Linked DNA regions of Homo sapiens: region 2 is linked to region 1. The links are chromatin loops, found by intact Hi-C in ENCODE. Cell type or tissue: mammary epithelial cell. All regions are shown on one strand. Links, peaks and the distances in the headings refer to the core of each region. The heading gives the core; the rest is flanking DNA.

What was found. A loop is a pair of places that touch in the nucleus more often than their neighbours do. Peaks named below come from ENCODE experiments on the same cell type or tissue, not always from the same donor. Only the 100,000 strongest peaks of a DNase experiment are listed, where the experiment ranks them.
Region 2: it touches region 1 in a loop (3-fold over the local background); 12 of 110 quality-filtered maps call a loop at or near these places.

What each region holds. Positions count from the first base shown.
Region 1 is chr9:27,451,711-27,467,931 of GRCh38, reverse strand. MOB3B (MOB kinase activator 3B) reads left to right here. Exons shown (of 4, transcript NM_024761.5): 2 at 12,184-12,799. The coding sequence starts at 12,382. Among named protein-coding and RNA genes, the nearest start is that of IFNK, 64 kb to the left of the region's middle. RefSeq lists an enhancer at 2,182-2,683. In mammary epithelial cell, for the core only: no CTCF peak of the experiment used is centred there; a DNase peak (open chromatin) is centred at 7,161; H3K27ac peaks cover 1,606 bases.
Region 2 is chr9:27,399,770-27,415,990 of GRCh38, reverse strand. The region is part of intron 2 of MOB3B (MOB kinase activator 3B); the gene reads left to right. Among named protein-coding and RNA genes, the nearest start is that of EQTN, 110 kb to the right of the region's middle. In mammary epithelial cell, for the core only: no CTCF peak of the experiment used is centred there; no DNase peak of the experiment used is centred there; H3K27ac peaks cover 358 bases.

The DNA.
Region 1 (16,221 bases), core at 3,111-11,110:
GAAGTTGATAGTAACAATACAACAACAAAAACAAAAATCAACTTTGTTTCTTATGGAAGCCAGACTGTTAACCAATGGGCCTGTTAACTCTAAACTCTGGATTTGCCCACCCTTTCCCATGTAGCACTGGTGAGAGCAGACCAATTCCATTCATAAAGGCAGAAAGCTGGGGAAGCAGCAGGTAGCACACTTGAAAGCAGGCACTTCGCAGGAGGAAAAAAGGTCAGGCTGAGCCAGCTGAGCATGTGCGGTTTGCCAACTAAGTGAATCCATCCCTCCACTTGCCCTGGGGCGATGTTAGTAAAAGGACATAGAGAGGATAGTAGGATGCATAGGGAAAATTCTTCCTCATCCAAACCACGAGTGGGGAAATGGTGCTTCCCTCTGAGGTGCCTCAAGATTTTACACTTTTTGAGGGTCATGTGCTTAGGTCTTGTGGGGAAGAAGTCAAAGAAAGAGCACATTATGGTTGGGACTCCTATTGATCATCACACCACCTGAAATCTGATCATAGGAGAAATCCAGATTAATAAATTTAACACTTGACATTTACCTATCTTTACTTATATTATCTCACTTATCCCCAAAACCCACTGTGATATTGGTATTAGCACCCTAACAACAAAGAAAGAAATTAAAGCACAAAGAGAAAGCATTTAGCCCACAAGGGTAACTGGTCAAGGGGCAGAGTCTGGACTCAGACCTGCATCTTTCTGGCTCTAAAGGTAGACCTCTTTTCAGTCTTTGAGGAGGATACATGGTTTGCAATTACATGTCTGACTCAATTTCATTTCAAACTTTTTTTTTAACTTGTTATTGGCATGTTTGAGAGAATAGAGTGGGTAGAATCATTAATTATTTGTCTCAATTTTATCTCAGGGTTACCTGCTTTGTGTACCTGTTTTTCATGTAGAAAAATGAGAAATCATCTAGCTAGATGGTTGTCTGTTCTCTCTTGAGAGTTTCTAGAAATGCAGACTTAATCCTTCTGGCAGGATCTCTGGATTCTGATAACAGGAATGATAACAGGAATGATATGGTTTGGCTGTGTCCCCACCCAAATCTCAACTTGAATTTTATCTCCCAAAATTCCCACATATTGTAGGACGGACCCAAGGGGAGATAATTGAATCATAAGGGCCGGTCTTTCCCGTGCTATTCTTGTGATAGTGAATAAGTCTCACGAGATCTGATGGGTTTATCAGGGGTTTCTGCTTTTGCTTCTTCCTCATTTTCTCTTGCTGCTGCCGTATAAGAAGTGCCTTCTGCCTCCCACTATGATTCTGAGGCCTCCCCAACCATGTGGAACTCTAAGTCCAATTAAACCCCTTTTTTCTTCCCAGTTTTGGGTATGTTTTTATCAGCAGCATGAAAATGGACAAATATAGTAAATTGGTACCAGTAGAGTGAGGCGTTGCTGAAAAGATACCCGAAAATGTGGAAGTGACTTTGGAACTGGGTAACAGGCAGAGGTTGGAACAATGTGAAGGGTTCAGAAGACAGGAAAATGTGGGAAAGTTTGGAACCTCCTAAAGACTTGTTGAATGGCTTTGACAAAAATGCTGATAGTGATGTGAACAATAAGGTCCAGGCTGAAGTGGTCTCAGATGGAGATGAGGAACTTGTTGGGAACTGGAGCAAAGGTGACTCTTGTTATATTTTAGCAAAGAGACTGGTGGCCCTAGAGATTTGTGGAACTTTGAACTTGAGAGAGATGATTTAGGGTAACTGGCGGAAGAAATTTCTAAGCAGCAAAGCTTTCAGAAGGTAACTTGGGTGCTGTTAAATGCATTCTGTTTTAAAAGAGAAACAGAGCGTAAAAGTTCAGAAAATTTGCAGCCTGACGATGCAGTAGAAAAGAAAAACCCATTTTTTGAGGAGAAATTCAAGTCGGCTGCATAAGGAGCAAGGAGCCTAATGTTAATCCCTAAGACCATGGGGAAAATGTCTCCAGGCCATGTCAGAGATCTTCATGGCTGCCCCACCCATCACAGGCCCAGAGGCCCAGCAGGAAAAAGTGGTTTTGTGGGCCGGTCCCAGGATCCCCGTGCTGTATGCAGCCTAGGAACTTGGTGCCCTGTGTCCCAGCCATTCCAGCTGTGGCCGAAAGGGCCAACGTAGAGCTCAGGGTGTGGCTTCAGAGGGTGGAAGCCCCAGGCCTTGGCAGTTTCCACGTGGTGTTGAGCCTGTGGGTGCACAGAAGTCAAGAATTGAGGTTTGGAAACCTCCCCCTAGATTTCAGAAGATGTGTGGACATGCCTGGATACCCAGGCAAAAGTTTGCTGCAGGGGCGGGACCCTCATGGAGAACCTCCGCTAGGGCAGTGCAGAAGGGAAATGTGGGGTTGGAGCCCCCACACAGAGTCCCTACTGGGGCACTGCTTGGTGGAGCTGTAAGAAGAGGGCCATCGTCTTCCAGACCCCAGAATGGTAGATCCACTGACAGCTTGCACTGTGCACCTGGAAAAGCCACACACACTTAATGCCAGCCCATGAAAGCAGCCAGCAGGGAGGCTGTACCCTGCAAAGCCACAGGGGTGGAGCTTCCCAAAATAATGGGAACCCACTTCTTGCAGCAGCATGACCTGGATGTCAGACCTGGAGTCAAAGGAGATCATTTTGGAGCTTTAAAATTTGACTGCCCTGCTGGATTTCGGACTTGCATGGGCCCTGTAACCCCTTTGTTTTGGCCAATTTCTCCCATTTGGAACAGCTGTATTTACCCAATACCTGTACGCACATTGTGTCTAGGAATTAACTAGCTTGCTGTTGACTTTGCAGGCTTATAGGTGGAAGGGACTTGCCTTGTCTCAGATGAGACTTTGGACTATGGACTTTTGGGTTAATGCTGAAATGAGTTAAGACTTTGGGTGACTGTTGGGAAGGCATGATTGGTTTTGAAATGTGAGGTCGTGAGATTTGGAGGGGCCAGGGGCAGAATGATATGGTTTGGCTGTGTCCCCACCCAAATCTCAACTTGAATTATATCTCCCAGAGTTCTCACATGCTATGGCAGGGACCCAGGGGGAGATAATTGAATCATGGGGGCCAGTCTTTCCCATGCTATTCTCGTGATAGTGAATAAGTCTCACGAGATCTGATGGGTTTATCAGGGGTCTCTTTTTTTGCTTCTTCCTCATTTTTCTCTTGCTGCTGCCATGTAAGAAGTGTCTTCCACCTCCCGCCATGATTCTGAGGCCTCCCCAGCCATGTGGAACTGTAAGTCCAATTAAACCTCTTTTTGTTCCCATTTTCAGGTATGTCTTTATCAGCAGCATGAAAATGAGCTAATATAAAAAATAACTTTTTAAACAGTTTAGAAAGTCATTTCTGTTATCAGAATACAGAGGTTGTAACTGGATTATAACCAGGAATGTAATGTGTTAAATGTAGAGTATTTATATGCTATTCTGAAAAGTGTTTGAGGGATTAGTGGGAGGGCATGGTGGATATAATTTGCCCAAATTCATGAAATAAGCCATATTGCATTAGATTTATTATATGCAAAAAAATACTGGAACTCCCTCAAAATATTAGGGTAAGTGTGTTATAAATGTTGGGGAATATTGTTAACTCATTATCAAATCACTGAGGTTAATATTATTTCTTTTTGCCTGAGAATTAGAAGTCCACCCAAATTAAGCAAGAATGAAGCATTTTCTTTCTTTCTTTCCTCCTATGCAGGGCTTCCATTGCCACCGTGCCCCCCACCCCTACCACCTCCTGCCTATTTCTTATTCGTAAACACACATTTGCATTGAACTGAATCATTTTCTGTTTCTCACATCATTTCTTGATATTAAGTCAAAAGTCATAGTTTCTTTTATCAGTCACTATGTCAATAACCATATAATTGTTTTCCATTTGTGAAGCACTTTCACTGGCAATATCTCTTCTAATTTTCACAGTAACCTTACAATAAAGGTAAGCACCATTAACCGTTATCCTTATTATTTTTTTCTTTTTTCTTTTTTTTGAGACAGGGTCTCATGCTGCTGCCCAGGCTGGAGCACGGTGGTGCAATCATGGCTCACTGCAGTCTGGACATCCCCAGGCTCAGGTGATCCTCCCACCTCAGCCTCCCAAGTAGCTGGGACTACAGGCGTGTCCCACTGGGCTAATTTTTGTATTTTTTGTAGAGATGAGGTTTTGCCATGTTGCCTAGGCTGGTCTCGAACTCCTGGGCTCAAGCAATCAGCCTGGCTCAGCTTCCCAAAGTGTTAGGATTACAGACGTGAGTCACTGTGCCCAGCCACCATCATCTTTAAAGAAGACAAAACTGAGATTCATAAAAAGTGTCTGTTCAAAGACATAGCCAGCTAAAGTCATTGCCAGAATTTGAATCCAGGTCTTTTGAATCTAGACCGCGAAGTTTCCAGAAATAGATCTCTTCTGGAGTGGCACATGACAATGTACATAGGGCTAGGTCTCTGTTTCTCCCATTTCCTCCCTGACCCCCTTAGGTGTACCCCAGAACTTCCTCTGTTTTGTTTTTTTTCTTTAACTACCCAACTGTCTAAAGAGGCACTTTTAAGTAGGTGGTAAGAGGTTTGGAGTCAGCTTGGCTACTTACTGGTTCTGTGATCAGGATATAGCTTCAATCTCACTGTGTCTCAGTTTCCTTAAGCGTAAATTAGGTATAATAATAATAATACCTATTCATAAGGTTGTGAAAACTAAAATAAATAGGAAGTCCTTAATAAATACCATTGTTAATATTATATAATTAGAATTTTAGGCATCCTAAGATAGATTCTAGGTGACTGGTCTCTCAAGAATCTGACTCTCTAGTAAAACTTGTATCATAATATGATTCAAATGATGAACATGATGATAGCAACAACCACTATACTATATTCAGTACTTGCTAATGCTAAGTGTTTTACGTAAACTGTTTGAATTCTTGCAGCAACCCTGCAAAAGCTGTGTGCTGTTAGCCACTGGGCTTTAGTGCCTCTTAATCTTGCCTGCTCTTGGTGTTAATTTTACCTATCCCCTGTCAAACTTAAACTTATGATCTTTTGAAAATTCAAACTGTATTTTCGAATTTCCAGTCTTCTTGCCCATTTTGTGTTCTCCACCTTCCTGCAAAGATCTTTTGCAATGGTTCCAGATGTCATACATAAGTTCTCATGGTGCTAGGGCTAGAAATTTTTCAGACTTTGAGACTCAAGTTCACTTAGTGGCTAAGAGTAAACAAGTCTGTTGTCAGTTACAGGATCCAACTTCCTTGAATTTGAACCTTTTTCCTTTAAGACTTTTCCAAGAAAGGATTGACATACGCTGTTTCAAAGAAAAAGAAAGGGTAACTGACAATGACCTTTATCCCAGTATCCACTGAAGGTTCAGAGTGATATCATATCAGCTGATATACACCCATGCTTTATAAAGTAAAAATACTTATCTCAATATCCGTTCAAGGTTCAGAGTGACATCATATCAGCTGATATACACTCATGCTTTAAAAAGTAAAAATACTTACATTTTTTACCTGCCTTAATTTTTTATTTCAGCTATAACTTAAGCTTTATCTGTAGTTCTCATCCCATCCCCCATTCTTCTACCCTCACCTGACTTAGATATTGTTTTTTTCAATTCACGTGTCTTTCTTTAAGCCACAAAAATGAATATTTTCCAGCTAGTCTAAATATCTGGAAATAATATACCAAATCTCTCACTGACTTAGAGAAGTTTCTCTTTCTTTTAAAAAAAATCAGTATAATCAGTAGGATGTCATTATAAGATTTATAATCTTTATAAGATTAAATAGGTCATCTGAGCTTTTATCCTGTAATAATTTTACTTTACTATTTATTTTTACAACTGCAGTAAGATTGGATCAACCCTGCCCAAGGTTTGACCAAAAGGTCTTCATCTTTGTCATTGTTGGGAATCTAAGCTAGTTGGTACTGGTGTCCAGAAGGAACATTATTCTCTTTATTTCAGAAAACATTTTTTAAAACTCTGTCTTTTGTTCCATGGACTGTCAGTAGGTAATGTTTCAAACCATACCAAACAAATCCCACTCTTTTCTTTTACTCTTTCCATTCTTTCTCACCACTAAGTGTCCTCTTCTGAATGATGATGAATCATTATAGGTTTTTGCTGAAAACACCTGTGCATTCATCTATTGTAGCTGTTGCTGCTGCTACAGTGTATAAGGTTACAGGTAATGCTTTCATTTTGGCACTATTTACTTACACATTTGATGCTAGAATGTCTGCACTGATGACCAAAACAATAAGCCTGTGAAACAGCAAGAATGCAATTCAAACGACCATTGAAGAGCTAGAAGATGAGCAGAATAGTCCTGTGACAGACTTCTGTACGGTTACACCTATTTGTACTAACTTCATCTGTGTTCAGAAATAATGTGAGCATTCTAAGCTCTGAAACCATGCATATCTTTGAAGATTAAAATGAGGCAGCAAGGTTTCTCCCAACTAATGTAACAAAATGCAGTGATATGACAGCTCAAAGTTGAGGAGTTGAATTCGTTGGGGAAAAAAATAGCAAAGCTGCTTCTCAGGCAGGAATCTCTTCCATTCTGGGGTTGTCCTGTGGGCAAAGATGGCACCTACTAAGTAGGCATAAGGTAAACAGTGCATAAGGGCTGATGGAATTGCATCTTAGGCACATCCTTTATTGGATCCTGGAAAGGTCAGACGATGTTCATTTTATGATACACACATACATACACCCCTCTAAAATAAAAACCCAATCTACTTTAATTCAATATTTGGGAAGTGGGAGGACGATTCCAAGGACTATTCCAGCTATAAAGAGAACAATATAGTGGGAAAATGAGAAATCAGACTGGTCATTCTTTGATTCTGAAGAGGTGGAATTTCAGATAACACAGAGGAATGGAGCAGCTCATTTGAAAGAAAAGTTGAGCTGAAGTCTTGTCCTTTCAGGAGGCAGACTTGTTACTTCAGGGTATCCCAGCGGCCTCAGTGAGTTGGCAGTGAGCTTACAGATTGACATAGAGTCCCCAAATAACTGAAGACAGGAGATCCACTTTGGTTCCTCTTTTGTGGTTTCACTGTGATGTAAAATGTTCGTAATTCACTGTCATTTACTCATTCATTCAGCAAACATTCAGTTAAGTCAGCTCTGTGCCTGGCAATGAAGATGACACTAAACCTCCTTCATGCGGGGTGTTTCTGGGGCATTTCTCTTATGGCCTTCCTATAGGAAATGAATCATCCTGGCAGCTGATCCTGCCAGGAGGAGTCCTCCACCTCACAGATAAGATATTGAACTGCCTTTCCTGCAACTGGTATCAGCTTCAGTCCCTCTCCTTTCCTAACCCCCTCACCCTTCAGTACCACCAAGGTCTCTTAGAGGTGGGCCTGGCTAGAGAAGATGGATCTCTCAGGAGTGACTGGGAGAGTTGTTTTATTTCTTCCTTATCCCTGGCAAGGACTCTTTGATTTCTCAACTAATGAGGCAAAAGACATCAATAGGAAAAGAAAAATTAGAACTTTCCTTGCCAGTGCGTTGCTTAGCTACCTTGTCAACATTCCCTTGCAGCCCAGCCGAATTCTCTCTGCATGTTTTTATAGTGCACATGTTTTATTGTTATAATTGATCTATTAGGCAGAAAATATGGAGAGCACATGGAACTTCTGTCAGTTTTGTGCTATTTATTTAGATTTCTGTTTTTCTCTTTCCAAAGACCTCACCCTTTATTGTCCTGTTTCATCCCTGACCTAAGTAATACTCTGAAGGAGTCACATCAGTATGCATGTTGGTGCATTGAACTTTATAGTATTAAAAGCAAAAGTCAATAACTAACCTCAAAACTACATACCAAATTGTGAATTCTTCATAGACAGGGACCACATTTTTATGAACTCTATGTCCTTAGTGCCTAGCCCTGTGTCTGACACATAAAAAGCTTTTAGTAAATGTTTATTGATCAAATGAACCATTGGTTTCAAATATTTATTAACAACCAGAATTGTCATGGGTGCAGTTCATGACATAGAATTTACTTTCCATTTCTACTTAGAAGGAAAACTTTATGACTTTTTTTTTTTTTTTTTTTTTTGGAGACTGAAACAGGACAGAAAATAACCACTGTGTTGTTGCTAGTGCTACAGTTTATTCAGCCAAAGAAACCTTTCTGCTTGAGGCCGCAATAGCAGCAGCTGCCCTCTACCTGGCATTTATGAAAAGGTATTCACTGGAGACCTCCTAGGTGCTGGGTGCTGGGCTATACAAGTCAGTCCAGATCAAAAGACCTGGTCATTGTCACCATCTGTCAAGGCGATTGTATTCAAAACAGTATCTCTCATTTTTTTTTCTCGAACATACCCACACTCAACTGAAGACTGTTTATGAAACAATCTGTTGACAAAACAATAAATGGAAGTTTGTTTATTCATTCCTTTACTCAGCCAGGCAGGCAGCCCTCCAACCCAGCACTTCTCAGATCATATACTTTTGAGATTTTGTTAAAATGCACACTTAGATCTACCAGGTTTGGGGTGAAGCCTGAGAGTCTACATTTCTAACAAGATCACTTAGTTAGATCAGGCCTTGATGCTTTGAGTGTCATCCATGGACCAGTAGATTCAGTACCACCTGGGAGACTGTTAGACCAGCCTAATCAGAACCTGCATTTTAACAAGATCCCTGAGTTCACATTGGCTAAGCACTGTTCTAACTATTTGATTAGCCCACAGCATAAATTATGGGCAGGGGTCCCAAGGGGGCTCTGGGCTGGGAAAGTAAGTCCAGGTGCATTTACAGTTCCCTTTTTAATTTCAAAACTCTCAGGTACCTGCGCCAATATGGCATCTCACACTCAGGAAAAGACACAGATGGGTGCCTCTTTGTTCTGTCGTTCAGTGGCATGATACATCTGTTATTATCCATCCTGGATTGCCATTGTCTTTAAACATGGGGGGGGGCCTACCTGATCAACCTATTTCTTCTTAAGAAAGCTTCATTTTAGATTCAAAAGTTTGACCTAAAGAGACAGCCTCATGTCTGACCATGTCAGAATCATTTACAAATTTGAATCAAGCACTAGGAGATCTGAGTCTCTGTTTCCTTGTCTGTAAAATGGAGATAATACCACCTGTCCTTCCAGTTCAAGAGACTGGTATCAGGCCAGAGCGGGAGGATTGCTTGAGGTCAGGAGTTCAAGACCAGCCTAGGCAACAAAGTGAGACCATGTCTCTACAAAATACAAGATAAAATACTTAGCCAGGCATTGTGGCATGCACCTACGGTCCCTGGTACTTAGAAGGCTGAGACAGGAGGATCGTTTGAACCTGGGAGGTCGAGGCTGCAGTGAGCCATGATCACACCACACCACTCCAGCAGTGGCATGATCATGGCTCACTGCAGCCTCGACCTCCCAGGTTCAGGTGATCTTCCTGTCTCAAAAAAAAAAAAAAAACATATCTTCAAATTTGTTATATGAGTATCTCTAGAAGAAAAATTCCCAAATTTCCAACAGTGTTTTAATATTTATTTAAATATTTGCGAGTGCCAGTCCACGCAAGGCTTTATGATGAGGAGGATTTGTTGTGATTATTCGGTGTTATTCACATGCTCCCGTCAGAGGTGTCAGAGGGGTTTGTTGATGGCATCCACAAGAGCCTGGCACAGGTGCGGAGGAAGGTTTCCACAATGGTGTCCATGCAAGCAGACACTCCTGGCTGAGGGAAAACAGAAGGATTAGTGGCACCAAGGGTATGTATGGCCATGAAAGAAAGTTGCTCTGAGGACTGTGGGCATTGATGGTACCCTCATTATCAGATTAATAGAAGAGCAAGTCTCATTTGTTCAAGACATGAGGGGGCAGCTGTTTGGTGGTTACTGTTTTACTGTCAGCAATTAAGCATTTGAGACATAGAAGGACTATTGTCTGTTTTTTTAAAAAACAAGTCCTCACCACCCTTTCTCTGTATTTCCAACCTTCAGCTCATTCTTTTATTTTGGAAATTTCCTTCTAAAACCCTCAGGTTTCTTAAGCCTGTTTTCAGGCAAGCTAAGTCTCTTTTAGGAAGGTATTCTTTAGGAAAAGAGATCACTCCATTCTTTCCCTAGACTTTGCAGAGTTTCTGTGTTGATATCCTTACAGGTGCTATTCCAGGGTACCCAGAAGTGTGATTTCACAGACTGTCTCAGGCAGAAAGTTTCATGTGACCTGCTTTTCCACATGGATCTCTTTGGTGGGGAGTGGGTCAAAGGTCAATGTCCTGTGAATAGGAAAAAAAAAACCCACCTTGCGGATATGGCATTTCAGTGAAAACCTGTTAGGAAGAGGGTGGGGTTAAGAGGGAGGAAGTGAGCAGGCAGAGAGCCAGAGGCCTTGGGACTGGGGGTGGGGCGGGGATTCCACCGCCTGGTTAGCAATTCTGAGCGAAGAGCAGAGTTGATAAGGGGGAATCAGGATGTCTTAGGTATATTGGCCTCAATAACTTAAGGTTGAAAGTACCATCAAGCCCTGTTTGAGTGTGGAATGGCAGAACCCCTTACAGGCAGGGAAAAAACAGTTAGTGGGATCATGCTCCAAGCCCATTTTAACAGATTCCGTGTTGGGCTCTTCTGAATCTGGCCACAGCTGTTGGCTCATTTTGTTGGGGCTTGACCTATGAGTGGATCAGTTATCTCCTCTCTATTTCAAGGCCACGGAACATAGCCTTCACCTCCGACCAATCTATACAGCAGTCTTTGGGGAATATGTGGATAGAAGCTTTGGGGAAAACAAGCTTTGTAAACCAGTAGGAAAGACAAGTCGAAGTCCATTACTTTTGGGAATATATGGCCATGTAGAGAAAGCATTTGCTAGGAGTCAACAAACTGGATTTCAATCTAACAGCATGCTCCAGCTAGCTATGGGATCTTGTTAGGCAAGTAATTGTATCTCTTGGAGACCCAGGAAGAATGATACCCACTATAAATCTATTAGACCTATTATAAATCTATAAACCTCAGCAGATTTTCGTGAGGATCAACAAGTTAGTGGAGAAGAGGGCATCGAAGACTTCAGAGCTGTGCCATCCAGTGTGGTAGCTGTGAGCACCTATTTAAGTTTAAATTCATTAAAATTAAATAAAATGTAGAATTCTGTTCCTCAGTCACATTAGCCACATTTCAAATGCTCAATAGCCACATGTGGCTAGTGTGTACCATATTCAACACCATAGATATAACACATTTGCATTATCACGGAAACAGAAAGTTCTATTGGACAGTTCTGCCTCAAAGTGCTGTCTAAAGTGTGAGATGAAGGGTATAAAGGACGGCACATTGGAAGGTGACAAATACTGTCATAGTTAGGAATGTTTGGCAAGAAACAGAACCAACTCAAGTTAGCTGAAATACAGTAAGGCTTTGACTAATTCAGGAAATGTGAATGGATCCCAAAAGGCATGAAGCATAGCTAGGCTTCAAAAGGAATTGGAACCAGTTTCTAGAAGATTATCAGGATTAGTTCTTCTCACTGTCTCTCTTTTTCTCTTGTCTTCCTCTCTCTGTGGCCACTTAGGCTCTTGTCTCTGTTTCTCTGTGTATTGGCAGCCACCTTCTCCACCTTCTCCTTTTCCTCCTCTTCCTCCGTGGCTCTGCAGACCAGCTTTCTCAACTGCACTACACACGGTCCAAGCAAGATTCAACCAGACCCAGTTTTCATCACTTCTCACCCAATGCCACATCACTAATGCCCAACCAAGGCTGAGTCCTGATTCCAAATTCCCAGGAGAGACATTCTTATTAGCCAGCTTGGTGTGATAGCCACCCCTTTTCCATCATCTGTATCTAGAAGGATGGGGGAAGTGTCCCCATGCCTACTTAATAGGAGTTGTTGGGGGGTGGGGCTCTAAAAGCTAGCACACGTGGGATAGGATCAGGCCATTGATCAACATGTTCATCCTTAACACCTTGGAAAGGTCCACTAAGCCTATGATCACACAAAGAAGAGCCAGTAGAGATTTGACAAAGGCCATGAACAAAACAAGTGTGATGCCTTTTCTTCTTTAGTTATTTGCATGGTTTGCATCAACAGTACAGAGTCACAGGGCAGTGGCTTAACCCCCATGCCCATATACCTGGATGGAGAGTGGGCACAGCCAAGAACACAAGGTGGAAATCAGGTTGAAGACTGTCATTTTTTAAAGGCGAACTGGGCACTCATGTGTTCCCTTTTCTCTTCTACCTTTAGGAAAGAACATGAGGTTCCCTTGGAAATCATTCAAGAGGAAGATGGAAGGGGCTGTTTAGAAGAGCTTAAAAGCTACAGGCTGTAAGACTGGGGCCTGAGTGCTGGCAGTGGAAAACACTGTTGGGCTGTGATCTCTCCCTGAAAAGTTCCAGGTGCCTTTTCGCTTCCTGCAAAAGAAAGGAAGCGAAAGAGAAGACCATGTCCATAGCCCTGAAGCAGGTATTCAACAAGGACAAGACCTTCCGACCCAAGAGGAAATTTGAACCTGGCACACAGAGGTTTGAGCTGCACAAACGGGCTCAGGCATCCCTCAACTCGGGTGTGGACCTGAAGGCGGCTGTGCAGTTGCCCAGTGGGGAGGACCAGAATGACTGGGTGGCAGTACATGTGGTGGACTTCTTCAATCGGATCAACCTCATCTATGGCACCATCTGTGAGTTCTGCACCGAGCGGACCTGTCCTGTGATGTCAGGGGGCCCCAAATATGAGTATCGGTGGCAGGATGATCTCAAGTATAAGAAGCCAACAGCGCTGCCAGCTCCCCAGTACATGAACCTTCTTATGGATTGGATTGAGGTTCAGATCAACAACGAGGAAATATTTCCAACATGCGTGGGTAAGTTCATTACCAGCTCTCAGTTTTTTTGTCACCTGCACAATCTTCACTATGAAAATTTGCAGACTGCCTTTGAATGCTAGGTAGCACCCATGCATTAATCCCATCACTCACATACCTGTAGTGAGTGATATATAAGAGCCTCATTGAAATGAAAAAAAAAACTTTATGGACCACTTACATTTATTTTGTGGACTCCAGTGGTACACATACCACATGCTGGGGAACACTGACTTGGTGAAATATTAGGTGTGATTGTGTTGGCTTTCTTAGGACTAGATGTCAGACTCACTCACTTATCTTGATAAGATTATTATTTTTTGGTTAACTGACTAAAGTTACATGGACTCTGATGCAGTTACTGGTATTTATATCTGAGGATTAAGAAATTCCAGTGTGAGAATTCATAGATTTGTTTGGGGATCAAACAAACTGGGGGTTCAAATTCTGAGGAGAAAGAGATCCTGAAATTCTCCTCCCTCTTCTAATCATAGGTTGTTAATTCCAGGCTGTGCTGTTTACTTTAACCCTTGCGTATCTTCTGGATACACTGGGACACTTGAAATGCAAATTAGTTTGTTTGCTTTGTGCTACAGGCTAAAACACTTCAAAAGGAAGGACCAGTCAGTCTTCTCTGCCTCTTACATTTCTTCATGATGCTGGTCATTAGATTTTTCCATGCACTTTCAGACTGAATTTAGAATTTAGTGTTTTATGCCGTAGGCTGAATAGGAATCCGCAATCTCCTATGTCCACTGTTGTAGCTCCAGTGCCTAACATAATGCCCTGCCACCTTGTAGACACTCAGGAAATATTTGTGGAATGATGGAATAAATACTTGTGCTATTAGAAAGTATGATTTAAAAGCCCTGAGATGGTTGGAGTACAAAAAACGTATTTGAAACACACTGTTGAAATCACCTCTAGATTGGGGTAGGATGTGTCCCCACATAGCACCTGGAAAGTTGAGAAGGGCGTGTATGGAAGTAATTAAGTTTATACCAGAAAAAAAATGTATACATTGATTGACGCAGTATGTACATCTTGAAATATTCGGCACACAAACCAGTTTGTCAGGATCTTGGTGTTGCTTTGGCTTGTCCAGTTCCCTCATACTTCTCTCTCTCCTACCCCTTCTTAACAGGAAGGAGGTAGGTTGTATGTCAGGGCAAATCCCCCAGTTCACAGCATAGGAGGAAGAAGGCAGGTTTCAAAAACTCCCCTGGGCATAATATTAAGCACCTCAGAGTGGTGGAAATTTCTTAGGTTCATGTCTTTTGCACTTTTCATTGACTGTCATAGGCTACTTTTGGAGCTGGAAGGATTTTTTCTTTTCCAGAAGCCTTACTAGCAACTGCCAGTGCTCTATGCTGAACATGTAATAGCAATAAAGATAAATAAATGTAGGCAAGGATACCTCCTCTTTGTCCTTCCCCCTGTGTCTTCACCTGTATGCTTTGAATTCTGCATACTCCTGTTCTCTCTGCAACTGTGGCTACCACAGAGAGTACTGACCAGAAGTCATAGTACAAAGCCATGGTGTGTTACTTGAGAGAGAGGAAGTTTCTGGCTGTCTGGCTGGAAAACAGGACATCATAGGTGGTTTTGGGCTTTGCTTGGAAGAAATTAATGGATGCCTCTATGGATGCCTCTATATCCCCCAGGGTAACCGACTTTGCTTTATTTTTCTAGACATTTTCTTAGTCATTCAGTATGCTTAGGGAACGTGCTTACCTGGTCAGAATCCTCTGTTTCAGCTCTACCCCATCTAGCCTCCATTGCATACTTGTATTTTGAGAGATCGTAAAGATTTCTTCCCCCAAGGAAAAATAAGTTTGGGAAATGCTGAGTGAAATTGATTTCTTTACCACAGGACTTTTAATATGCCAATGTGCATTATGAATTTCCAAGAAAAGAATAGTATGTGGTGGTTCCTTATTTGACACTGGTACCTTTTTTTTTAAATTAATGAAAGACCATTAGCATCTTTTGGAAAACGTTAAGCTGTATATATTACAGTTGTCAAACTTTTGTTTATATCAGAATTATTTGGGCCTTCTGTTCAAAACGCAAATTCCTTGAACCTCTCTTCCCCATTAACAACTAAATCAGAATCTCTTAGGTGAGACCTAAAAGCCTGCACTTTTTAGAAAGGAAAACTGTAGTCACCACATTGTATAATTTATCTCTTGAATTTACGCTTTCTATCTAACTGAAGTTTTGTATTTTTTGACCAACATCTCCCTAACGCCCTCTCTATACCTCCAGCTTCTGGTAATCACCATTCTAACTCTCTACTTCTATGAGTTCAACAATCAACATTTTAAGATTCCAAATATCAGAGAAACTATGCAGTATTTGTTATTCTGTGCCAGGCATATTTCACTTAACCTATGTTCTCCAGGTTCATTCATGTCACAAATGACAGGATTTCCTTATTTTTTAAGGCTGAATAGTATTCCATTGTGTATATATACCACATTTTCTTTATTCATTCATATACCTGTTAGCCATTTGTATGACTTCTTTTGAGAAATATGTCAGATCCTTTGCCCATTTTTAAATTATGTATTTTCTTTCAATTGAGTTATTTGAGTTCTTTATGAACCTGTACTTTTAATAAGCATCTTCTGTTTATTGTAACCACTCAGAATTTTTCATTCCCCCAGAAGTGGTTTGTTTCTTACCACTCTGGTTTTATTCATGTTTTTCTCTCCTTCTGTAATCACTCACTTCTCTGTCTAGTGAATTCTCATGTATCCTTTGAGGTTCAGCTCAGATACCATGTCCTCTGTGAAGGCTTTCATCCATTAGAATACCAGCTCTTTAAATTATGCAATATGTCTAATTCATCTGACTATCACCCACTAACTCTAGTCCTGGTAACTTTCAAGTTATTGGATGGATGGATGGATGGATGGATGGACGGGTGGGTGGATGGATGTTTGGATGGAAAAATAATCTTTATAAAGGCCCAGCACATGGATGATTCTGGTGATCAGAGCAAAGTTAAACAAATGTTTCTGAATCCTTTTGTTTTCATTCCTGGATATTTCCTGCACCTTGCTTCCATAGGGTTCCATTTTCTCTGTTTAACTTTTCCAAGGTGAGATGTTACGGTCAGTAAAAACCATCACCGTCCACCTTCACTATGAGAGTCTTCAACCTCCTGCTCACCTCTGTGATTTGCCCTCAGTTGCTACTGTTGTGGTCTTTTGGAAGAACGTATTATTAGGAGCTACTTTCTCTGTTACACTCCATTTCCTCCTCTTTTTCCTTCTCCTGACTCCAGCCTACTTTTCTTCTTTTTGATCTTTGTGCTATCATGAGTCATTATCATGGAGATAATCAAGATGTCTGTCAGGGTAAAGCAAAAGAAGAATTCTAAGCAAACAGGACCCTGGGTGGATGAGAAATGGAGA
Region 2 (16,221 bases), core at 5,286-13,285, 54 kb after region 1:
CTACAGATAATCCAGGGGTGAAAGCATGTGAAAAGCAAATCTAATCATATGTCTGTGTGAACTAACTAAATAAATACACGCACGAAACCCCATATTGAAATCTATATGAGTGATAAAATCCACTCGTATTGCAGTTTAGAACCAGATGTGATGAAATTTTATTTTCCTCAGCAACAGCTCTTCAGTTAAGGGGACACTTACACATCTGCTTGGTCATCCCCAGAGGATGCAGTTGTTTTTAGATCTAAAGCCAAATCCATTGAAATTAGCTAGGACCTTTTCCATTTGGAAGTGAGAAATGAGGATTTTTCTCACACAGTTAGCTGATGGGGCTCTGCTAGCCTGTTGAGACAATTAACGCAAAATTTACACTGATATAAAATGTAAGTGCCTCTCATTTATTTTTTAATAATCCCATCTAAAATTGACCAGATTAATTTTTTTACGGGAAAGAACACTTTCACAGAGAAGAATAATGAATGGGAAGACTCAGAGACTCCAATTCCTATTTTTTCTTATGTTTTATAATTGAAAATAACTTTAGACTTACAGATAAGTTCTAAAAAAAAAAAGTACATAGTTCCCATATATCATTCACCCAGCTTCTGCTAATGTTAGTGTATTATATAACTTTAGAGCCATCTTCAGAGGCAGGAAATTGACATTAATTAAATCATATTTTATAATTTTTCTAAAAGCAAACAGTACCATTTCACTTTTAACCTATGTTTGAGAGAAACTGTCATATTTGTCTTTACATATTATGCACACCCATAAAGCCATCTTCTAAAAATTCCTTTATTCCATAGGATTTTAAAATCTGGTTAGAGGGCTGGGCGTGGTGGCTCACACCTGTAATCCTAGCACTTTGGGAGGCTGAGGCAGGAGATCACCTGAGGTCAGGAGTTTGAAACCAGCCTGGCCAACATGGTGAAACCCCGTCCCTACTAAAAATACAAAAATTAGCCAGGCATGGTGGTGCACACCTGTAATCCCAGCTACTCGGGAGGCTGAGGCAGGAGAATTGTTTGAACCCCGGAGGCGGAGGTTGTGGTGAGCCAAGATCGCACCACTGCACTCCAGCCTGGGTGACAGAGCGTCTCAAAAAAAAAAATTAAAAAATAAATAAAACTGCGGTTAGAGTATCATTCAGCTAAACTGTCTCACGGGATTTCTTTCTCATTTTATATAAGAATTCTGAAGATCTGAGCAGCAATTCCTACAAGCAGCTGCTTGGAAGGCCTGCATGCATTTGACTTATTGGGGAGGAAAAAACCTCATGACCGTGTCACCTTGTGTTTATGTTGCTGATTTAAGTAGTGAGGCAGCACTTTGAAAACTGCACCACGTGTAACTGGTTCTTTATCACTAAATCCAAGGCCATAGGGAGTATAACCTCAGTAGCAGGAGCCAAGATAAACTGACTTTTGTTCAAGAGTCTGACATTTTAAACCTAATCCTCATATTAGCTGTGCACAGGCAAGAAGTGGGTCTTACTTCATGTGGGGAATCCTCAGGGTCATCCCACTGACCAGCCCTAATTGAATGGAGGCCATGAGTTTCAGAATGGGCTCTCAGCAGCTGCAAACATCTGCAACAGTCTGGTTCAGATGAACGAGCCCCCCGGGTTCACAGCTGCTTGTGTCCACCAAGGCCTTGTGGCTTTAGACAGATGGTTCTGCTCTGAACACTGAAAGATGAATGTGCAGCTTCCCTGCTTGCTGCCAGGAATCATGGCTATTCACAATCATGGTCCAAAGTTCTCTGAAGCCATTTAATCGTATATGTAGAAGTTGGCATTTATTGGCAAGAGTGGGCAAACATCATCTGCTTTGAAAAGCAAGGTTTTCCCTGGGGAAGCAGCCGTCAGAGAGATCACATGTATTCCTCCATCAGAACCCATCCAGATTTATTGAACTAGGCATGATATGGAGATGTTCCAAGATATTTGTTGCTCCTAAGCTAAATGAAAGCTTAAGTCCAGCCAACACATATGTCAGTTTTTAAAATACTTCTCAGATTCCAGCACTCGCCTTCTGTTCATTGAGATACCTCAAAGAAAGCTCTTTGGAAGACTATTTTTAAATAGCCTCAGGAACCAGCTATGGCTTGGTTTTATTAGAGGTCCCCTTTCTTCCCTACACCAAATCTGCTTCTCTTGCAGAGGTCTCTGGCTCACAGTTGTGCTGAGATTTACCCAGTTGCTCAGAAACTTAGAAAAATCCTTAATACTTTCCTCTGTCCCACCCCTACTTTCAACCAATCCTTCAAATCCTATTGCTTTCACTTTCTATTGCATGTTGGATTTCATTTCTCTTCACTGTCATTTCTGTAATCATGTCTCAACTGGAATACTGGAACACCCTCCAATTTTTAGATTCCTAACTTCGCTCTTTCCCCTCTCCAATCCAGTCCCTTCAAAATAGCCGAGAGTAAGTTTTAAAAACAAATCTAGCCACGTACATGTAACTGCTTTATCAGTGGGCATAACTCGTGCAGCAACCAAAATGCAACTTTATTCTTTGTCTCCTGCTATCCCTTTAAAGAACTTATTCAGTGCAGTGGTCCTCCCTTTGTTCTTTGATAAAATTCTTGCCAGTGTGGCTTTTCTAGTCACTCTCAGTTAATAGTCTATGTCACTTTAAGCTCCACAAAAAAAAAAAGTCCCATTTCAGTAACGAGAATGAAATGGAGAATTCACTCCAAAATAATAACCTTCCAAAAATAAGACTCCTCCCTGTCCCTTTGCCCCCGACCTCTCTGCTGTGCTAAGATCTACAATTGGGCTATTTGCCTCAGGGGAATGGAGCCATGGAGATATGGCAGAATTCCTCCTCAGTTCCTCAACTTCCTTCTTCTCCCACTACTGACTGCTATTTTGGGCCCTGCCTGGGTCAAAGCATAGGGTGGGAGCAGGAGACAGAAGATAGGAATGTTAATGTTATTACTTGGCTGGGCAGATTTGCCCTCTCTGGTCCTGTAGATGGCTAAAGCAAATTCTTTAAAGGGTGCCTTTCATTGGAGAATCCATCTAAATGAATGGTCCAGCCTGGTCCCTCAGCGTGGTCCATGTTCCTATCAACTGTGACGTCTCACAGGTAGAGCTGCCATGGGATATATACACCAGTGGAGATGTGAGTAAACCATCAGAGTGTAACTCAGAAGTAGACAGCAATAGGCTATTGACTTAGTGACCAGCTATAATAAGCTAACCCACCACGGTCACTGTTTCTGTTCAAAGCAGGCTGGAGTCGCCTTCATTTTCATCTTGAGATGATGCTGCTTAAACCCCCATCACTGTCTTCTTTCTCTTCCTAACTAGAAATAAGAATGTTTGCTTTATTTTTTATGTATGGCTGTAAATTCAGAAGACTTGCTTTGGGAAAAATGGAACCCAGTGCTTTAATTTAGAAACAAGAAAAGGGAGAGGGAGGGAAGGAGGGAGGAAGGAAAACCAAACAAGAGACTAATAACTATAGAAACAAAAAGAGAATTGACTCCTGGTACTGAGCATTTCCTCATAGCACTGAAGTATAGATAAAGAGTATATTGCATGAATGGGTTGAGTGACAACAATCCTTTTGAATCCGGAAAGGTGGGGGCTTTGCCACAAACAACCCCACCCCCACCCTTTATTAGAAGTCTACTAGGAATCTTTAAGATATTGCTCTGGGGAAGAATCTCCAGGAAAGGAAAGGCACCTGGTTAAGCAGCTCTTCCTGCTCGCATAATTTCTAGTTATCCCTGAATGGGGGTAGGTATGGCTGCCTCTCCTTGATTTTATCTTATTTTTACTTTTTTTTTTTTTTCGTCATAAGGGTAGATTTCTAGAAAAGCCTCAGTTTGTTTTTGTTTTGTTTTGATCACCTTTGCCCCATATTCTCCTTCCACACATTATGTGAATTATTTCGTTTCTCCTTGTTAATGAAACGACCCTAAATAAATGGTTCAGGGTTAATTAACAAGCATCTTCTTTTTTTATCTTAATTAATAGACTATCTTTTTGAGCAGTTTTAGGTTTACAGAAAATGGAGCAGATAGTACAGGGTTCTCACATGCCCCTTCCTCCCACAATTTCCCCTATTATTAGAACCTTGCATTAGTGCAGCACATTTGTTATAATTGGTGAACCAAAATTGATTTGTTATTATTAGCTAAAGTCCATAGTTTACATTAGGGTTGACTCTGTGTTGTGTATAGTTCTATGGGTTTTGGCAAATGTATATTGTCATATATCCCCCAAAACGGTATCATTCAGAATTATTTCACTGCCCTAAAAATCCCCTCTGCTCCACCTGTTCATCTCTCCCATTTTTATGTTTATTTATTTCTTTCTTTGTTTCTTTCCTTGGCATTCCTCACATGTGAGCAAGACTTCTTCTGTCAGTTCATTTAGAAGACGTGGTAGTGCCTCAAATTTTCAGGACACTTTGCCTAATTCTGATGAGACTAGTTAGGAAATATAGACAATTTAAAGGTCTAGAAATAGGCACAGTGTGTGCTCTGATGATGGCTGTCCTGATCCAGCCTCTCTTACCCGTCTATGGCCTCACTCTGGCCTCTGATCTTCACACTGTAATCCCAAGAAATTGGTACAAATCTGCAAGCCCTAGCTGAAACAATTAGATGGCATTGATTCACCTGCTAGATGTTCCTTCTTGGAAATTTGAACCTTGCGTGGGATGAAGAGAGAGCTGGAGTCCTCCTCTGCAATAGTACCCTTCCCTCCAACCCCAGGACTTTCTCAGGTACAGATTTCAGACTGAGAAAACGATGTGCCTTTTCCCTAGAAGAGGTACAGCTACCAGGAAAGAAGCCACTTATTAGGGAAGACCCCATCTGCCATATCTAGGGATACATCATTGTATCAAACCCTGTTATAAACATATTATCCACATTATAAGAATTCTATGCATATATGAACAAGATCATTGCCTCACAGACTCACAGCAGAACCAAGTTTCTGCTAGACTTCCATATTCGCATTCATCATATTGAATCACATATCCACAGATACAATTTTGGACAGCCATTAAAAATCATGTTTTCAAAGAATAGTTAAGACGTGGGGCAATGTTTGCAGTGTAAAGTTAAAAAATAAAGGGATACAAGATTATATGTAGTGTGATTCATATAGCTATATAGAGAGAAAGATAATTCAATCACCAAGTAGATTCCTTCTCATTTTCCAGATTTTCTACAGTGAGCATTATTAATTTTATAATCAGAAAAAAAAAGAATAACTTTCATTTTAAAGAAAGTAACACTGATCTGTGTGGTGACCATTCTGGGGATATGTGTCCAGCCTGAAGACCACCAAGCAGGCCCCTTTTCATTAGCAAGTGTTGTTGGAAATAATGGAGAGGCAAAGCACAGGTCAAAGCATTAACCCTGGAGTGGTCAGCTTGCCTGTGCTTAACTCCAGAAAGATGCAAAATATACATTCATCACAGGAACAACTGAGCTCTTACAAGGAAAGATTTTCCAGAAACTCAAGGAAAAAAAAAAAATCTTTTCTAGGCAATTTCCTAGCTAGGTGCAATTTTCTTATAGGTCTATCTAAAAACTTTTGAACCGGGTGACTCAAATTTGTCAGTTTCCAATATTCCCATGCCATCATCTTCATCAGACTGAATTCATTACACTTGTACTATCCTGACTGTGCATTTAGGAATAAATGACCCCATTGGGTAAAGAATGAGCTGAGGTCTTATTAAAGCTGGCATCTTTATTTCCCTAAATGTCATACTCACTTTGAAATCCACTGATAGAATGAATGGGGGTGTGCTCTGGTTCCCAAGAGCCCTCAATAATTGGCTGCTGACTTCTTGTTCTTGGATCGATTTCTTCTAAGTTCAAACATTTTTTAAAAATTTGTTTCTTTAGTTGTAAAATAAATATAACATAAAACTTACCATTTTCACCATTTTTAAGTGTACAATTCAGTGGCATTAAACACATTCACAGTGTTGTTCAATCATCAATATTATCCATTTCCAGAACTTTTTCATCACTGCAAACTGAAACTCTGCATACATTAAATAATGACTCTTCATCCCCACCCCTCCCTCTCAGCCCCTGATAACCTCTATTCCACTTTCTGTCTCTCTGAATTTTTCTGTTCTAGGCAACTCACATAAAGATAAATCATACAATATTTGTCCTTCTCTGTCTGGCTTATATCACCTAGCATAATGTTTCGACCATGCTGTCATAAGTATATAATTTCCTTTTTAAGGCTAATTAATATTTCATTTTATATATATACCACATTTTGTTTATCCATTTATCTATTGATGGACATTTGGGTTGTTTCTGCCTTTTGGCTATTGTAAGTAATGCTACTAGATGACCATTGAGGTACAAGTGTCTATTTGAGTCCTTGCTTTTCAATTCCTTTGGGTATATACCTAGATGTGGAATTGCCGGAGCATATGATAATTCTATGTTTAACTTTTTGAGGAACTGCCATACTGTTTTCCACAGTGGCTGCACCATTATACATTTCTACCAGCAGTATATGAGGGTTGTGACTTCCCACATCTTTGCCAATACTTGTTATTTTTTTATCTTCTTGATAGTAACCATTCTAATGGTATGAAATGGTATCTCATCATGGTTATGATCAAACATTTTAAAGAAAATCTTTCTGTGTGGCTGTGATCGTCTCTGAATTAAATAGTGTCTAGCTCTGGGGCCAAGCAGCTTTGGGTTTAAACACCAGAAGGAAGTCAGCTCCACAAGGGAAGGAGCTTTAGGCTGTTTTGTGCACCAACATATCCCTGATCCATAGAACAATAACTGGCACGTAGTAAGACATGAATAATATCTGTTGAATGGACGGATTCCAGTCCATCACTTTCTAGCTATGTGACCTAACTTAAGTTCCAGTTTTCTTAACTATGATACGGGAATAAAGACAGTGCCAGCTGCCAAGGTTGTGTGAGGATTATATGCAATACCACCCACAGGGTACTTGTACACTGGTTGGCACATAGTGAGCACTCTGTAAATGGTAGTTGGTATACCTGTTATGACTAAGCAGGAGGCTTTTTATATAGGCTAATACTGAGCCTTGATCTGCAGGAGAGGGGTGAGTTCCTCAAGGCAGGAAGGGTGCCATGGGTTCAGGGATCTGGGGCAGCTTTCATGCTAAGCCAGAGCTTTGTAGCAGGAAGGAAGGGGAAATACTGCAAAATCCATTAAGCTCAGAGCTCCCCAGAGCAAGTGTATTCCCTGGCAATAACGCTGGGGGGCCAGAGGCGGGAGAGGAGAACCAGGAGTTATGTTCTCCATCAGCCCAACCACCAGGACCTTAAGCAGAATAGGCACAGTGAGGTTACAGCATGAGGGCCACTCAGTGAGGATTAATGCCCAGTGATTGATGGTAGGTCCTGTAGCTACAGCTACTGCATTCTTTCAAGATGCAAAATAATGCACTGGGAAAATGTAGCTTCATGTAACCAAATGTTAGTGGAATGCTAATGTCCCAGGTCCAAGAGGAAGCCAACTGAAGGAAGTCAAAGTTATGGATTTCCCCCTTTGCTCACATGTTGGTAGAAAATACGTGCCCCATCTCAGTGCAGAAATATAGATTCATGGGAACTCAGACAGGCTGAAGATTAAGTCTAATGAATGGATGCTAGATAGTGTCAAGCAGATTTTTCTGAGGAAGCGGAAATTTTTACTTTCACTCCCAATTTCCCTGCTTCATCAACTCCACAGAGCTTGCTGAGTGTTTCAGACGTGGTACATGCATCCTTCCAGTAGCTGAGTCACCTCTATTGTATTTAAACCATGCAGCTTTCATGGGGTAAAAAGTCAACAGATTTTACTCTGCTCATCACATTATTTCGGAGGCACATGGTTTGTTGTGAGCCTTCTGTGTCAGCCTCGGCCAGAGATTAGGAGGAGGCCCTGGGGCATCAGTGAGCCATTGATGTCCCAAGCATCGGGCTCAGTGGCCAGAAACAGTCTCTGGAGATAGAAAGGCCTGTGAGGATTCAGTGGAGATACCAGCTAGGGCAGGTAGGACCAGGTCTCAGGTCCCCAGTATCTGAGGTGTGATGGATTATCAAAGAATGCAGAGCCCAAGTTTTAGGATCAGAGCCAAAAATGGGGGAAAAAACTGAAGGAAAGAAATCGAGAGGAAGCAATATTAGGAGCAAATAGACCTCCCAAGGATTCTACTGTCTTGCCAGAGACAACACTGGGAAGCCTCTCTCCACCTTCCCAGTGCCCAGATAGCCTCTCCTTCATAAGCCTGGGAGTTTCTGGTTTCATTTTCTGCAGAAGAGATAAGAATGACCAGTTTCCTTGGAGCAGAAGGAAGTCTGCATGGGTGGGGAAGCTGGCCTGGTGGAAGCCCAGGACTTCCTTTCCTACCTTATCACCACTGCTTCTCCAAGAAGAGAGGAAGGAAGGCCAGTACTCTGGGCCCTCCTGCCCACCATAAAATCAAGCTCTCCATGCCCCAGGGGTTCATGCTCTGGCCTGAATCCATGCAGACTACTGGAATTCCATCAAGCAGTGAGTGTGAAAGATTTTCTCCACACTTCTGAGTGAGTTGCTTCCTCTCCCTTTGATGGAAGACTCAAACCCTCTTTATAACTAAATAAAACCCATAATTATAATTCTGTGGTAACACTTCTGTAAACAGTAGCTTGAGATGAAAAGAACAGCTCCAGAATCACAAGAAATGGCAGCATCCACAGCCACGTCTGGGAATGGTTCCCTGATGTTGTGCTCTAAACATTTTTTCTAAACTCAGATGGTAAATGCAGGATGCTTCAGTCTTTCCTAGACCTCTTAGGTTACACAGAGTGGGGCTGAAATCTTACTCAAGAAATCTTTGGGCCGGGCGTGGTAGTTCATGCCTGTAATCCCAGCACTTTGGGAGGCTGAGGCAGGTGAATCACGAGGTCAGGAGTTCAAGACCAACCTGGCCAACATGGTGAAACCCCGTCGCTAATAATAATACAAAAATTAGCCAGGCATGGTGGCAGCTGCCTGTAATTCCAGCTACTCAGGAGGCTGAGGCAGGAGAATTGCTTGAATCCAAAAGGTGGAGGTTGCAGTGAGCCGAGATCATGCCATTGCACTCCAGCCAGCACAACAAGAGCAAAATCCATCTAAAAAAAAAAAAGAAAAAAAGAAATCTTGGCCAGACCAATGTCCTTGAGCATTTCCCCAGTGTTTTCTTCAAGTAGTTTTATAGCTTCAGGTCTTCGATTAAGTCTTTAATCCATTTTGATTTGATTTTTGTATGTGATGAAAAGAGAGAGAGATCTAGTTTCATTCTTTTGCATATGGATATCTAGTCTTCCCAGCACTATTTACTAAGAAGACTGTCCTTCCCAATGTATGTTCTTGGCACCTTTGTTGAAAATGGGATGACTGTAAATGCATAAATTTACTTTTGGATTATCTATTCTGTTGCATTGGTCTATGTGTCTGTTTTTATGCCAATATCATGCTGTTTTAATTACTGTAGCTTTGTAGCATAATTTGAAGTCAGTGTAATGTGATGCCTCTGGCTTTGTTCTTTTTGCCCAGGATTGCTTCGGCTATTCCAGGTTTTGTGGTTCTGTATACATTTAAGGATTATTTTTTTCTTTTTCTATGAAGAACATTACTGGTGTTATGACAGGGATTGCATTGTAGCTATTGTAAATGGGATTACTTTCTTGGTTTCTTTTTCAGGTTGTTCACTGTTGGCATACAAAAATGATACTGATTTTTCTATGTTGATTTTGTATTCTGCAACTTTACTGAATTTCTTCATCAATTCTAATAGTTTTTTGGTGGAGTCATTAGGTTTTCTAAATATAAGATCATAGCATCTGCACACAAGGCTAGTTTGACTTCATTGTTTTCTGATTTAGATGCCCTTTATTTCTTTCCCTTGTCTAATTGTTCTGGCTAGGACTTCCAGTACTCTGTTGAGTAAAAGTGATGAAAGTAGGCATTCTTGTCTTGTTCCAAATCTTAGATAAAAACTTTAGTTTTTCCTAGTTCGATATGATTCTAGCTATGGGTATGTTATATATGGCTTTTATCATGTTGAGGTATGTTCCTTCTATACTCAGGTTTTGAGAGTTTTTATCATGAATCAATGTTGAATTTCATTGAACGCTTTTCTGGCATCAGTTGAAATGATCATTTGGTTTTTGTCCTTCATTCTATTGGTATGATGTATCACATGTATTGATTTGCATATGTTGAATTATCCTTGCCTTGTTGAACTCAGTTTGCTAGTATTTTGTTGAGGATTTTTGCATCTGTGTTCATCAAAGATGTTGGCCTATAGTTTTCTTTTTTTGTTGTGTCTTTGTCTGGTTTTGGTATTAGGGTAAGACCTCAAAAATACAGGCAACTAAAGCAAAAATGGAAAAATGGTATCAGATCAAGCTAAAAAGCTTCTGCACAACAAAGGAAGGAACCAAGAAAATGAAGAGACAGCCCACAGAATGGAAGAAAGTATTTGCACACTACCTATCTGAGAAGGGATTAATAACCAAAATATATAAGGAGCTCAAACAACTCAATTTTAAAAACCTAAATAATCCCATTTAAAAAATGGACAGGTTGGGCGTGGTGGCTCACACCTGTAATCTCAGCACTTTGGGAGGCCAAGGCAGGCTGATCATGAGGTCAGGATTTCAAGACCAGACTAGCCAATATGGTGAAGCCCTGTCTCTACTAAAAATACAAAAACTAACCGGGCATGGTGGCATATGCCTGTAATCCCAGCTACTCAGGAGGCTGAGGCAGGAGAATTGCTTGAACTCCGGAGGCAGAGGTTGCAGTGAGCCGAGATCGCACCACTGCACTCCAGCCTGGGCGACAGAGCAAGACTCTGTCTCAAAAAAAAAAAAAAAAAAAAAAAAAAAAAAAAGACAAAGGTTCTGAATAGATATTTCTCAAAAGAAGACATACAAATGGCTAACAGGTACATGAAAATATGTTCAACATCATTAATAAGCAGAGAAATGCAAACTAAAACTGCAATGAGATATCCTGTCACCCCAATTAAAATGGCTTTTATCCAAAAGAAAGGCAATAATTAAGGCTGGTGAGGATGTGGAGAAAAGGGAACCCCATACACTGTTGGTGGGAATGTAAATTAATATAGCCACTATGGAGAACAGTACAGAAGTTCCTCAAAGAACTAAAAATAAAACTACCACATGATTCAGCAATCCCATTGCTGAGTATATATCCAAAAGAAGGGAAATCAGTATTTGCACCCCCATCTTTATTGAACCACTGTTCACAATAGCCAAGATATGGAGTCAACCTAAGATGAGTTATAAAGAAAATGTGGTTTAATTAGCCAGGCATAGTGGATCACGCCTGTAAATCCAGCACTTTGGGAGGCCAAGGCGGGTGGATCACCTGAGGTCAGGAGTTCAAGACCAACCTGGCCAACATGGCAAAACCCCATCTCTACTAAAAGCGCAAAAATTAGCCAGGCGTGGTGGTGCATGCCTGTAATGCCAGCTACTCGGGAAGCCAAGGCAGGAGAATCGCTTGAACTTTGCAGTTCAAGAGGTTGTAGTGAGCTGAGATCGCACCATTGCACTCCAGCCTGGTGACAGAACGAGACTCTGTCTCAAAAAAAAAAAAAAAAAAAAAAAAAAAGAAAGAAAGAAGGAAAGAAAGAAAGAAAGAAAATGTGGTTTATATGCACAATGGAATATTATTCAGCCATATAAAAGAATGAAATCCTGTCATTTACAACAGCATAGATGGAGGAAATTATGTTAAGTGAAATAAGCCAAGCACAGAAAGATAAATAGCACATGTTCTCGTTAATATGTGGGAACCAAAAAGAAAAAAAAAGGGTAGTCATGGAGATAGAGAATAGAATGATGGTTACCCAGATGGAGGAAAGTATAATAGGGAGGGGGAGATAAAGCGAGGAGGGTTAATGGGTACAAAAATACAGTTAGATATGAGGAGTGAGTTCTAGTGTTAGCACAATAGAGCGACTATAGTTAACAATAATTTAGCATGTATTTCAAAATAACTAAAAGAGTGGAATTTGAATATTCTTAACACAACAGAAATGATATATTCTTGAGTTGATGGATACCCCTATTACTCTTATGTGATCATTACACATTGTATGCTTGTATCAGAATATCACATGTGCCCCATAAATGTGTACAACTATTATGTATCCATAACAATTAAAAATTTAATAAAGAGGCCAGGCATAATGGCTCACACCTGTAATCCCAGCACTTTGGGAGGCCGAGGCGGGTGGATCACAAGGTCAGGAGTTCAGGACCAGCCTGGCCAGCATGGTGAAACCCTGTCTCTTCTAAACATACAAAAATTAACTGGGTTCGCTTCAACCTGGGAGGTGGAGGTTGCAGTGAGCTGAGATTGCACCATTGCGCTCTAGCCTGGGCAGCAGGGTAAGACCCTGTCTCTTAAAAAAAAAAAAAAAAAAAAAAAAAAAAAAAATTAGTAAAGAGCCAGACCAAGCATTAAGCAGTTTAGGAGATAGAGATAACTTTAGTGTGTTTCTCTTTGGGATCTTAACAACTTTTTCCTTTTCCCTTCTCCCTATATGTGCATATTTGTGGTTCCTGAAGCTTAAATAATTTAAAGTAACTGACTTTCTCCTAAGTGTAACTATGTTCTACCTTTCATACTTTGTTTCTCCTTATTTGTTGTCAAAAGCAGAGAGAACATTCTCCTCCCCTAAATGTGACTTCAATCTAAAATCCAGAGATATAAACTGGCCATTACTTGAAATGTTAAAGACATATGTATGGCTAGGTTAAGTCTTCCTTTCTTCACTTTAGTTCTTTTTTCTGTCTTCTTGATCAATCCAGCCCAGGATCTTTCCTGCTTTCCTAGTGGTCATCAGAGCCAGTGGTCATCAGAGCCAGATACCAAACTTTTTTTTTTCGGTCCATGACTAGTCTCCCTTTTAACCTGCTTCCCTGTTGGGAAGGTTGAATGTTTGGTGAGAGATGCAGGGAGTCAACTTAGCAGGCTCTTAGGACAAAAATTGTGTTAAGGAGCATGAGCCATATACAGTACCATGGGAGGGTCTCCAACAGCTAAAGGCTCATCGCACAATTGCAAGCTGTTGGCTGTCTCTGAGCAGACAAAAGCCAGCAGACTTCTGGAAGCTACACATTACAACCCTAAATTTTCCTGGCTTGGCAGGCTGCAGTTCAGCACTTTGCCTCTCTCACTTTCCTGGGAGGCCCACGGGGCCAAGTGAACCCTGATAGTGTCCACACAACACCAAAGGGCCTGCTGGAAACATGAAAATGAAGGCAGTCCCCATTTGGTGTTTTGTGATAGCAATTACCAAAAACAAGTTTCATAGCAATTTTTGTTAACTTAGTGGTCTCATTAGACTTTCTGTATATGGACTTGAAATTTATTCATTCATTTACTTGCTCACTCATTCTTTCCTTTAATAGACATTTATCGTGTTCCTATTGTACACCAGGCAATGAGATAAAGGACTGTATTGTCTATAATTGTCCCCAGATGTAGGCAGTACAGAAGAGGTATCTTTGTCATCATCATTATCCACATTAATTCATTCAAAAAATACAGATAGAACACCTTCTATCTGTGAAGTGCTGTGCCGGGCATTGTGTGGGAATCAAGATAGACCGAGTCCAGGCTCTCATGGAGCTTGCATTTTAATGATAGAAACATATAAATACACAACTATAATAAAGGTCCTCTGATCGGGGGAGCATATAACATTATGACCTGCCTAATTTTTAACTTCATGTGGTTCAACCAAATGTTTACCGTTTATTGACTATTCCTCATATGCCAGACACAGGAATATGTGCTTTATAAGTGTTACAGTTAACATTCCCAAGAACTCTGCAAAGTTGACTTTATTATTTCCATTTTATAGATGAAGAAACTGACACAGAGAAGTTAGGTGTATTTCCCTTGGTCACAAGTGCTAAATGGCAGAACTCAGTTTATTTGACTCTAAGGTTCTGTGCTGTATTCTCTACAGGACAGAAATATCTGCACATTATGCGCTAGGCTGTTGGAAGAGACCAGAAAAAAACTAGTAGAGCATAATACCCACCTAGTATGTGGAGTAATGGATGAAATGAAGTTTAGCTCCCAAAATTGTTGTGGTTACTCATGTTTCAAAATCTGATTTCAGATAGGAGACAGATCAGTATGTTTGCCATAAGTTTCTAACCTTTGCTTACCTGTATGTTTTTCTTTTGCTTTCCTTGCTTTGAAGTTCTTTAATGATTTTATTTCCTCATTACTTTATTAAGAAGATTTAACTTTTGATTTCTAGATGTGCTCCATTAGGTACCTTGGATGTTAGCAGATCAGAAGACTGCCACAGCCACCAGGGATGAAGGGTGAGGCAGAAATGTACTTGTAGGGCAAGTTTTTTAAGGGGTAATATACCTGTGGAGTTGTCAGTACTGCCTTTGACCTGTTTCAGATCATCTATCTTTGCTCACAGACCCAGATGAGGGTGCCTTTGTCTGTGTGATCCCACCTGTCGTTGACACAGGTCCCACCTCCGTGGACCAGGGTGGACACTGACTTGAGACAGTCACGTGACTTGTATGTCACCCAAAAGGAGCCCTGGGCCACCTACAGCCCCTCTTTCAGGACTTTTGCACTAAGATCCAGAGGGAAGTTGTTAGTCGTGAGCCATTGAATCGAAAAGTCACAGGGTCCAGGCTGAGGGTGCCAGCTGGGGCTCATCTATGTGTCAAATGAGGAGGGAGTGAAGTCTCACAGAATGTGAAACAGAAGGGAATGGCTCCAGGGAGTAGAGTGAGGCAGAGAAGGCAGACCGCGTGGCCCATGCTGGAAAGGAGCACCCGGCCCCTGCTCTTCAGTTCCCTGGCCCGGTTCCATTGCTGGGCTTCACCTTCTGCTCTTGGGTGCCATATTCTATCACTGTAAAGCCCCTGTTGCCTTCCGTAGCTTGAACTGGTTTCTGGTCCTTGTCATGGACAGATCAAAACACAAGTTCTCAAGCAGATAAAATAATTTGTATCACAACTAAATGGAAATGAGGAACCTTGTGATGTCCTACTTATGGGTCTCAGATACTTTTGCCTTCTCCACAGAAGCCTAAGCTAGATATTTAATATTCTCTCCTTGAAGAAATGCTAAAAGAAGGACTAGAAAGCATCTAAGAAAAACTGCCCCCTTTGAGTGATTGTCTTAAACATTTAATGTAACACTAGAAGAACCATCATAAAAGGCCAGTGGCCATCCCTTTCATGTACGTTAATGGACCTTCTCTAAGTAGGACTTTGTGCTAGATATAGGTAGATAAAAGTGAGTGATGTCACACCTGTTCTTGAAGTGTTCACAGTCTAGACAAATAAATCACCACATAATGTAGGAACTACTAGAGTAGAAATATACAAATGTTCCTCTGAGAAGGGAATGATTCATTTCAATTTCACCTGAGGACATTAGGGAAGGCTTTACCTAGGTGATTTTTGAGCTGAGTCTTGAAAGGTAACTGTGTGCCTGGCAGTTTGGGAAGGAAGGAGGGAGGCAGGCCCTCCAGGCAAAGGGAACAGGATGTGCACAGCTAGGCGGGCATAAAACAGCCTGTTGAGCTCATGGAACTGAGAGGAGGTCACCGCAATGGGGAAAAGTGGGTGCATTGGGTGAATGGCAGGAATAAGGGTAGGTTGAGGCCAGGTTTTGGAGAGCTGTATCTACAATTAACAATACAATCAATAATTACTGTAAGTATTATTATTCTCTGTCACAGACAAAGTAAGTTATTTATATCTATCATTCTCATTTGTCAAGGAACTGTGTTGTGGACAATGTCCAAACAATATAAAGGCTTTAAAAACACTTTTTGGGAATGAGGATTCTGAGAGCAGTTTGCAGGAGAGACTGATGTAAGGGGCAGTGAAGAGCAGAGAGGACAGGCAGGAGGCAGCTGTAATTTCCAGGGGAGAAGTAAGTACCTGATTTAAGGCAGGGGCTGTGGGATCGAAAGGAGCAGTTGGGCTTGAGATTACACTTCTGAGGGATTCATATTTAGATATGTGGAGAGAATGAAAAAGAACTTCGAGCCGGGTTTGAAGGTCTTCCTCCAGGAATGGAGTCAGTAGTGATAGCACTCACTGAGCTATGTGGCACAGGATTAGGCACGTGTAGGAAGATACGATCTCATTTGGGGACATATTAAATTTGAGATGCTAATACATTTTC